2 separate regions of the Homo sapiens genome follow, and region 2 is linked to region 1. Evidence: read pairs that join two places in POLR2A ChIA-PET (ENCODE). Cell type or tissue: PC-9. All regions are shown on one strand. Links, peaks and the distances in the headings refer to the core of each region. The heading gives the core; the rest is flanking DNA.

The links. ChIA-PET counts read pairs that join two places held together with the same protein. Peaks named below come from ENCODE experiments on the same cell type or tissue, not always from the same donor. Only the 100,000 strongest peaks of a DNase experiment are listed, where the experiment ranks them.
Region 2: POLR2A ChIA-PET joins it to region 1 with 5 read pairs; 3 of 35 experiments call an interaction of 5 or more read pairs at or near these places.

Annotation. Positions count from the first base shown.
Region 1 is chr9:96,337,348-96,342,729 of GRCh38, forward strand. The region is part of intron 8 of SLC35D2 (solute carrier family 35 member D2); the gene reads right to left. All of the region lies in intron 8 of SLC35D2-HSD17B3 (SLC35D2-HSD17B3 readthrough), which reads right to left. Among named protein-coding and RNA genes, the nearest start is that of HSD17B3, 38 kb to the left of the region's middle. RefSeq lists an enhancer at 5,131-5,382. In PC-9, for the core only: no CTCF peak of the experiment used is centred there; a DNase peak (open chromatin) is centred at 2,544; H3K27ac peaks cover 2,353 bases.
Region 2 is chr9:96,277,514-96,282,895 of GRCh38, forward strand. The region is part of intron 2 of HSD17B3 (hydroxysteroid 17-beta dehydrogenase 3); the gene reads right to left. All of the region lies in intron 17 of SLC35D2-HSD17B3 (SLC35D2-HSD17B3 readthrough), which reads right to left. Among named protein-coding and RNA genes, the nearest start is that of HSD17B3, 22 kb to the right of the region's middle. In PC-9, for the core only: no CTCF peak of the experiment used is centred there; a DNase peak (open chromatin) is centred at 2,658.

The DNA.
Region 1 (5,382 bases), core at 208-5,207:
GGACTACAGGCACAGGCCACCATGCCTGGCTAATTTTTTTTTTTTCTTTAAGTAGAGACAGGGTCTCACCATGTTGCCCAGGCTGGTCTCAAACTCCTGGGCTCAAGTCATCTGCCTGCCTTGGCCTCCCAAAGTACTGGGATTACAGGCATGAACCACCACACCCAGCCAAAAAGTTTATTCTTAATTAATAATGTAGGCAAGAAAAGTTTAAGGTCATAAACTGTTCTCAGGAACTTGCACATGCTTAGGAAGTATTGTGAACAAATAAACTATTATTTGCTACTTATAAAGCAATCAAGTAATTGGGGTGGAGGACATGGTAGACAAAGAAGTTTAAGACTTCATTTTTGGCCGGGCGCAGTGGCTCACGCTTGTAATCCCAGCACTTTGGGAGGCCGAGGCGGGTAGATCACCTGAGGTCAGGAGTTTGAGACCAGCCTGGCCAACATGGTGAAACCCTATCTCTACGAAAAATACAAAAATTAGCCAGGCGCAGGGGCAGGTGCCTGTAATCCCAGCTACTACAGGGGCTGAGGCAGGAGAATCACTTGAACCCGGGAGGCAGAGGTTGCAGTGAGCCGAGGTCACGCCATTGCACTCAGCCTGGGTAACAAAAGCAAAACTCCACCTCAAAAAAAAAAAAAAAAAAAAAAAACTCAATTTCTGCTCTCCAGGAATTTAATCCCTAGCTGAGAAAATAAAATTAACCCTCTTGAGGTGACAGGTGACAATAAGGAGTATTTTATTCATGGTTGGCCCCTGCCTGTATCCAAAAACGATCTGAAAGTGTCTGAAGACTGCCCGTAAGTATGTGCTCAATAACATGATCGAATATAAGTTCTACTCACTTTCTATTAAGCAATACTTTGTTAGCCAAGTTTTAGAAACTCAATGTATTTAAAATGAAATCTTTTAAGTTTATAATTCAAATTTTTAAACAATTAAGGTAGAATTCTCTTCTCCAATCTGTACCATCTTGTCACATTTCACTGTCATTGTTTCATGAGTAATGCTTTGCCCACTTCACTTCTCAAAAGGATACACATGACAAAAATTAGCTGGGCATGGTGGTGTGCACACTTGTAGTCCCAGCTACTGGGAAGGCTGAGGTGGGAGGATCACCTGAGCCCAGGAGATGGAGGCTGCAGTGAGCTGTGATGGTACCACTGTACTCCAGCCTGGGCAACAGAGTGAGACCCTGTCTCAAAAAAAAAAAAAAAAAATACACGTTAAATGTTCCTAATTGTTGAAACTGGCTGATGGGCATATATGTGGAGTTTGTCATGTCACTCCGTCTCCTTCTGTATATGTTTGACAGTTTCCTTGCGTCATAACACTTTTTGTTAAATGTTCACTTATGAAAGAAAAATATAATAAATATAAATCTGTCTTTCCAGCAAGCCCCAAGCTAATCAAAGGAGCAGAAAACTTCCAAAAGAATTAAAGCCAAAAAGTTTATGCTTAAGGTAGTCAAAGACCAAAACAAAACAAAACCACAAAAATCATGGGAAACACTTAGTGTCTGAAATTAAAATAAAATTGGGAATAAGAGAAATACTTAAGTTTTAAATTTCAAACCAAGGGTAGAAAAACATCTATTCTCTCAAAGAGCTAAAAGTATTTATGCAAACAGTAAAATATCAATCAATCCATTAATAAGAAATAAATAAAAACTCTATATGTGTTCCTGATACTACAAAATCCATTGAGGGCTATTTTGTGACTCTCATAAAATATTTAGATTCTTCACCAACCTAAATTTTGTTTTGTTTTTTTTTGAGATGGAGTCTCGCCCTGTCGCCCAGGCTGGAGTGCGGTGGCACGATCTCAGCTCACTGCAACCTCCACCTCTCGGGTTCAAGCGATTCTCCTGCCTCAGCCTCCCAAGTAGCTGGGACTACAGGCACTCGCCACCACACCCAGCTAATTTCTGTATTTTTAGTAGAGACAGGTTTTCACCATGTTGGCCAAGATGGTCTCGATCTCTTGACCTCATGATCTGCCCGCCTCAACCTCCCAAAGAGCCGGGATTACTGGCGTGAGCCATCGTGACCAGCCCCAACCTAAATTTTTATAGATTTTAGTTTTATTTCCTTAATAATGATGAGACGGTATTAGTGGCATTTTTAAAATAATGCAGCATGATTTATTTTTAAATCATAAAAAATAATGTAGCATTATTTATTTTTAAAAAGAAATAATCAAAGGTAAACAACAATAAAGCCCTTCTTCCTTTAGACTTACTGTTGGAACGTGAGTCTTTTTCACTTTGCACTCAGGGTTTTTTAATCAGGGAAAAAAAGTCCTATTATTTATCTCTATTCATCAACTGTAATATACTAGATGTACTTTGAACCTATTGCAGTGATTCAAATACTAAAGAAAGTTCACCCGCTGAGTATTTTCCAAGGGCCTAATTTGTTAACAAGAGAAGCTGTCATCTCTGACTTTGTTCATCAGAGATAGAATTGAGGCACTGTTAATAGATCTATTGACTGTGTAAGTCCAAAGTCTGGGCTTGAATTCCCGGAGGAATGAGTCACACACACACATTTACCACAATCTCTGATCTTCTCCATCGCTCCTAGTCCCAGTTAACCAGGGAAAATGACTCATCAAGTTTCTTTCCATTAACAAGAGAAGTTAACATTTTGCTCTAATTCATTAATCAGCTTTCAGAACACTCAAACCAAACTTGGTAAACAAAAAGCAATTTTATATTACAGGCTAACACACCTAATTCATTTCTTTCTCCTATTTGGTTTACAATCTAAAATGAATTCCACCACATTCAAAAGGGACCAATGGGAAGAAATTTGCCCTGATTCAGTGAATACAGAGCAATGTTAGTAGTGGAAATCTCACTGTTGTTTTTTGCTTTTTGTTTTTTATATGGGGTTGATGGCTTTTTTCTTGCAGATTACAGTGAGTGTCTCATATATTTTGGCATCTCGTCATACAATACTTTTAAAAACTAGTCAAACTTGGCTGGGCGCAGTGGCTCACGTCTGTAATTCTAGCATTTTGGAAGGCCGAGGCGGGCAGATCACGAGGTCAGGAGTTCGAGACCAGCCTGGCCAACATGGTGAAACCCTATCTTTACTAAAAATACAAAAATTAGCCGGGCATCATGGTGGCGGGCGCCTGTAGTTCCAGCTACTCAGGAGGCTGAGGCAGGAGAATCGCTTGAACCCAGGAGGCGGAGGTTGCAGTGAGTCGAGATCATGCCATTGCACTCTAGCCTGGGCAACAGAGGGAGACTCCATCTCAAAAAAAAAAAAAAAAAAAAAAAAAAAAAAACTAGTCAAATTTTTAACTCCATGACTTGACTTGTACTTTGTTATTTTATAGAAGGCCTTTTATTATGGTTATAACTATACTCTATATCTTCTAATTATAATTTTTCTTATTGGTTTTGAAAAACAAATCTATATAGTTAGCACTTTGGTCCATCTGGAATTTCAATGATTAGCAGTCACTCTGGCGGCTCGAAGGTACTTACAGACTTTCTAAAGGAACTTCTGTTTGAAATCTTTGAAGTCTGATCAAATAGAAGAGGCTAAACAGGGTAAATATTCGGATATTCCAGTACCACAAGCCAGAATAGGAGGAGGATATTCTCCTAGAGCATTAGGATTTAATAAAGTATATGTTAGCTGAGCACAGTGGCTCACCCCTGTAATCCCAGCACTTTGGGAGGCTGAGAAAGGCAGATCACTTGAGGTCAGGAGTTTGAGACCATCCTGGCCAACATGGTGAAACCCCGTCTCTACTAAAAATACAAAAATTAGCTGGGTGTGGTGGTGCGCTCCTGTAATGCCAGCTACTCAGGAGGCCGAGGCAGGAGAATTGCTTGAATGTGGGAGACAGAAGTTTCAGTGAGCCAAGATCATGCCACTGCACTCCAGCCTGGGTGACAGAGTGAGACGCTGTCTCAAAAATATAAAATAAAATAAATAAAAATAAAGTATATGTTAGGTCTCTTGTACTTTCTATAAGGGAAGGATATGTTTTCACACATGAAGGAGAAAACAAACACTTTTCATATACAAATGAAGTAAATAAAGATGACAGTGGAGGATGTGTTTCTAGAGCCAGAGTGCCTGGACTGACCACCTGCTATCCTTGGGAATGTATTTAAGCACAATGCCCTAGATGCTTTGCCTATACGATAGAAATAGTAACAGGACCTTCTCTTCTGCTGTGGAAATGCAGTGAGATAGTTCATGAACAATGCTTTGAAAAATGTCTGACATAATAAGCCCTCAGCAAGTATTAGCTATTATTATTATCACATGAGAAAGCAGAAGATTCCACATGATAATCATTACAGGCAGAGGGCAACTTCTGAAAACACCATGCTACAAGTTTATAAGTCAATGACGTTGATGTAAGAACACATATTTCTTCTGAAACAATGTTATACATTATTAACATAATACACCTAATCTATTTTACTCATAAAGAACCTAAAATTCAGTTTCTGGTCACTATGCCTTTCATAGTGTTGTTGCCATGGGGAAATATGCTTTTAGCCCCAGTGAGATGTTTTAACAATATTTAGGAGTTTCTAGATTTATATTTTTGGAAAAAAAAAATATATATATATCTAAAATACCAGAATTTCAGAACAGATAAACTCCGCTGATTTAAAAAAACAAAACAAAACAAAAACAAAAAAAAACCCTCGTTTCTATAATAATGAAAGGAGACAAGCCTCTAGGACCACTTCATTAAGAGTTCATAATTTTTCTTTTTATCTTTTTTCCTTTTTTTTTGAGATGGAGTCTCGCTCTGTCACCCAGGCTGGAGTGCAATAGCGTGATCTCGGCTCACTGCAACCTCTGCCTCCCAGGTTCAAGTGATTCTCCTGCCTCAGCCTCCTGAGAAGCTGGGATTACAGGCACCCGCCACCATGCCTGGCTTATTTTTGTATTTTTACTACTACTAAAAATACTCTCTACAAATGGGGTTTCATCACGTTGGCCAGGCTGGTCTCAAACTCCTGACCTCAGGTGATCTGCCTGCCTCGGCCTCCCAAAGTGCTGGGGTTACTGGTGTGAGCCACCTCGCCTGGCCAAGAGTTCATAATTTTGTTTTGTGTAATGTTGGAGCACTGACTCAGTTTAAAATTGATTGATGGTAGCTGAAAAACAAATACTGTGTTTTCAGGTATCATGCCCTGCTCATTCTTACTAGAGAGGTGCAGGTGCCCGCTTTATCTTCCAAAACGGAATTAACAGGGAGGCTCAGGTTCACAACGTTCTAAATAACCCGAAAAAGAGAGCTCTTTATCGAGATTGGTGCCACTTGGTAGTTTTCCATATAAACCCGTGGAAATGGCTGTTTGTGCCCGGGGACGAGGTTGCTAAGCCCTTC
Region 2 (5,382 bases), core at 277-5,276, 60 kb before region 1:
ATGAGCTATCACTTCACACCTGTTAGAATAGCTACTATAAAAAAGACAAAAGATAAGTATTGGCGAGGATGCAGAGAAAAGGGAACTCTTGTATACTGTTGGTGGGAATGTAAATTGGTACAGCCATTAGGGAAAACTGTATGGAAGTTCCTTCAAATAATAACTACTTTATGATCCAGCTTCTGGCTATATATCCAAAGGAAATGAAATCAGTATGTCTTCAAGGTATTTGCACTCCCTTGTTCATTACAGTACTATTCACAATAGCCAAGATATGGAAGTAACCCCAATATCCATTAACAGATGAATAAGGAAAATGTGGCACACACACACACACACACACACACACACACACACAATGGAATATCATTTAGCCTTTAAAAAGAGAAGGAAATCCTGACATTTATGACAACATGGATAAATGTTGGACATGGATAAATGAGGAGATTATGCTAAGTGAAATAAGTCAGACACAAAGACAAATACTGCATGATCTCACTTATATGTGGAATCTAAAACAGTCAAGCTCATGGAACTACAGAGTAGAATGTTGCTGCTAGAGGCTGGGGGAGGGGTAAATGGTGAGATGTTGGTCAAGGGACACAAAGTTTCAGTTATGCAGGATGAATGAGATCTAGAGAACTAATAGACATAGTTAACAAGGACATAGTTAACATAGAACATAATTAACAAGGCTGTATTATATGCTTGAAATTTGCTAAGAACTGTAAATCTCGTTTTCTCACCCCTCCCAAAAAAGAACAAGAAAAGATCATGGTAATGATATGAAATAATAGATACGTTCGTTAACTTGATTATGGTGATTATTTCACAATGTATACATATTTCAATATATTAAGAAGTCATACACTTAAATATATACAATTTTTATTTGTCAATTATTCATCAGTAAAGGTGCAAGGAAATATTCAATATTTTTTAAGTTAAAGGAGAACAAAATAAATACACAAAAATTAGATGGCAGTGCTCTTGAAATGGGTGTGGGGATGTGTGTGGAGAGGGTGGGTGCTGCGTGGGGCTTGAGTGGGGCCACCCTGCTTGTGTCCAGCTGGGCTGAGTGATTGTCTAAGGCCACAGCAATTACACACACTCCCTAAGGGAACTCTGTCTACAACTAGGCAGAAATGATGGGAACCATGAATTTGATGGTAGGCCATGAATTTGATGTCTTTATTTGATGTAAGCCTATTTGGCTGCTGTTAAGTATTGGGTTTTTCTTATAACCTCCAGTAATTAGAAATAAATGAGGACTGTAGGTACCCTCCCACAAAACCCAGCCAGCAGATGGTGCCTTACAAGGCAAGCAAGCTTCAGACTGAACTCTACCACACCTAAAACATCAAGCTGGATCAAAGAGTCAGGAACCTGTTCTTGAAAGCTCAGTGGAGCCCCAGCTCTCTGACCCTTAGGCAGTCTACTAAATGTCTTGCATGAGGGCTCATCCCCGGTAGATAAAATATTCTAAGGGGTGGATACAGTCAACCTTCTAGCTAAATCACATGGCAGAATCCTCCACTACGTGGCAGGATGTGGGACCAAATCACAGTTCAAGGCCATGAATGCTACTCTGCTATACCCACAGATATTACACCTGTAAATCAAAAAGTGTCTGAGACAGGTCTCAATCCATGCTGAAGTTTATTTTTCCAAGGTTAAGGACATTCCAGTGGCACAGCCTCAGGAGGTCCTGCGAACATATACCCAAGGTGGTTGGGCTACAACTTGGTCTTACATGTTTTAGAGAGACATAAGATATCCATCAATACATGTAAGATGTACGTTGCTTCTGTCCAGAAAGGCAAAACAACTCAAAGGGGTGGGTGTGGGGGGACTTACAGGTCATAGGTGGATTCAAAGATTTCCTGATTGGTAATTGGTTGAAAAAGTTTATCTAAACACCTGGAATCAAGAGAAGGGAGTGTCTGGGTAAGATAAGAGATTGTGGAGACCAAGGTGTTTATTATGCAGATGAAGCCTCCAGGTAGCAGGCTTTAGAGAGAATAGATTGTAAATGTTTCTTATCAGACTCCCAGTTAATTCTCTCCTGAATCAGGAAAATGACCTGGAAAGGGAAGGGGATTCTCTACAGACCATAGATTTTCCCCACAACAGAGAGCTTTGCAGGGCCATTTCAAAATGTGTCAAAGAAATACATTTGGGGGTAAAATACTTTGATTTCTTTTAGGGCCTGCTGTCTGTGATGTTGGTATCTTATTGCTACAAAGAGTCTGCTTTGTCACTCTTTTTTTTTTTTAGATGGAGTCTCGCTCTGTCACCCAGGCTGGAGTGCAGTGGCGCGATCTCGGCTCACGGCAAGCTCCGCCTCCCAGGTTCACGCCATTCTCCTGCCTCAGCCTCCCAAGTAGCTGGGACTATAAGCGCCCGCCACCACCCCTGGCTAATTTTTTGCATTTTCAGTAGAGGCGGGGTTTCACTGTGTTAGCCAGGATGGTCTCGATCTCCTAACCTGGTGATCTGCCCGCCTGGGCCTCCCAAAGTGCTGGGACTACAGGCGTGAGCCACTGTGCCCGGCCTGCTTTGTCACTCTTAAGGTCTCTGTGTTGATATCAGCGGTGCTCAGCTGTGCCTGAATTCCAAAGGGAGGAGGCCGTAATGAGGCATGTTCAACCACCCATCTCCATCATGGCCTGAACTGGTTTTTCAGGTTAACTTAGGAATGCCCTTGGCCAAGAGAAGGGGTCCATTCGATTGGTTGGGAGACTTAGAATTGTATTTTTGGTTCACATACTTTTGTTCATTCAAGGGTAGAAGTGCCTGTACAACATTTTTTCACCAATCCACTTATTTTGAACGACTATTCCACAGTATAAATAATTTCCTCAGGAAAATTACTTATAACATCTGTTAGGCTAGCAAGCCTTCTAATGAAGGTCAAGTTAGCTGAGGCATAGATGTTGATGAACTCTGATTTGTCATTTTTAAAAATAACTAAAAACTCAATTTATCCAGGGTTCTGGCAGAAATAGCACACTCAAACTGAGTAATTTGGAGAGAGTTTAATATGAAGAAACCACAAGGGACAGTGCAATAGGGTGGGGCTGGCAACACTGAGCTGCTGTTACCATGTCAGAGGTATTTGAGCCACAGCAACTCCATCTTAAATAGGAGCTGGGTGAAATGAGGCTGAGACCTACTGGGCTGCATTCCCAGATAGTTGAGGCATTCTATGTCACAGGGTGAGGTAAGAGGTCAACACAAAATACAGGTCATAAAGACCTTGCTGATAAAACAGCTTGCAGTAAAAAAGCCAGCTAAAACCCACCAAAACCAATATGGCGAGGAGAGTGACCTCTGGTCATCCTCATTGCTACACTCCCACCAGCGCCGTGACAGTTTACAAATGCCAGGGCAATGTCAGGAAGTTATCCTATATGGTCTAAAAGGGGAGGCATGAATAATCCGCCCCTTGTTTAGCATATCATCAAGAAATAACCATAAAAATGGGCAACCCGAGGGCTGCTCTGTCCATGGAGTAGCCATTTTTTATTCCTTTACTTTCCTAATAATCTTGCTTTCACTTTATGGACTCACCCTGAATTCTTTCCTGCTCAAGACCCAAGAACCTTCTCTTGGGGTCTGGATCAGGACCCCTTTCCTGTAACATCTTTCTGGTGACCACAAAGGGATTATAGTGTGAAAACCCCCTTCCCAAAGCCTAACTTTGGGTAAGTGGTGGGGTCTGGTAACATCTTTCTCACTAACCCTGAAGGCACAATACTAAAGAAGCCCCAATACTAAAGAAGCCCCCGACCCAAAAAAAATAGACTACAGCACTGATTGGATGGCTTTGGGTAAGTGGGGCGCATTTACCCGGGTAAAGGATGGGGCTGGGTTAGAGGCCCAACTTAGGGGAGTTAGAGCCTCTCCTAAGACAGAGCAGGTTAGAGGCCCTTCTTAATAAAAGGCAAGGGCACTTGACTAGCCTTGGGTTAGAGTCCTAACTTAGGAGGGTTAGAGTCCCTTCTAATATTTAGGGGGTTAAAGTCCCCTCTCAGAAAAGTCCCTCTCGTAAAGTCCCTCTTGGCTAAGAATGGGTTTGGCCCTACGGGATGTTAACTGCTTTTCTCTTTGGAATAATCTGCCTTTCGCTCTTTGCTAATGGCTGTGGGTGACAGGATTAGGCATGTACAGCATTGTGGTACACGGGGAACTTTTTCCTCCCTAAAAGGGGGAACTTAAGAGCTGATGAGACTGCAGGAAAAGATCCCTTCACTACTGACAAGCAGCCACCTGAACTTTTCAGCGTTGCTGCAATGGGTGGTTTTTTCTCTGGGCTCTGTGAGCGTCTCGCCTCCCCCACCCTGCCTCAGGCAATGCTTTCCTTTCTGTCTCCCTCTGTCTCTCTGCAAACTGGTTAAATGGTAAAAATCACTGCTTGTCTCCTCTGTAAAGTTTTGATTAATGGGAAAAAGGATTTGTGAGGCTAGTCGTAAGCTGCAGCAAATTTGGTGTGCTTTGTGTGTCTTTCTATATTGTTCTGCCACAAAGAGGGGTAACTTAGGATAGAACATGGGCATAGGACACCTGTAAGCCCGCTTTTCAAGATGGCCCAGCAAACTGGTCAGTTATGTCCTTGGGAGCTTGACCTTGTAACCATATGGCCGTGCTTTCTCTTTTCAGAATGGTGGCCTGGGTTCAAGGTTTGATTCGTGTCTTAGGGATGAGTCCTTTATTCTCTGTCTGTGTATTTATATATGTTGCATATGTGATATAAAAGAGCTTTGATTAATTGGTTTAAAAATAATAAGCGCTTAAATCAAATATTTTATGAGAAAAGTAAAAAGTGTAATGTCTTTTAGTTCATGTGACTTAAGTAATCTTTGAGAAATAAAGATAGTTTTAAAAATATTGGTAAAATAAAGACATTTGGTCTAAAGTTAAATAGGTCAAATATTAAGTTTACTTAATGCTTTAAGGTCATAAACTGCTTCTTTGACTTTTGAAAATTGTTCAATTTACCTACTTTGGCGCATTAGTTCTAGATAAGGCCAGGGACATGTGGAGTTAGCCACACCCCCTAGCTATGCTGGAGTCAGCCCTCATCTGCACTTCTGCCTGGTGTGTCCTGAGCTAGGCTCCACACTTGGCACATGATTAAAATTGCTTCCTAACCAGGTTTTTCACCAGAAGTAAAAGTTGCTAAGGGTTAACATTGTAACGTGTAATTAAGACTACTGAAGAAACAGTTCTACCTGTAAGGCATGTAAGGAAAGCAGAATGTGTTTTTGGTAAAAGATAATAAGAAGTCATGGGAATGTGGATTTTTCTGCCTGGATTAAAAGGTTAAAAGTTTAAGGAAATTTTGGAAGGTTTGTGAAAAAAATTAATATTGTAAAAGAA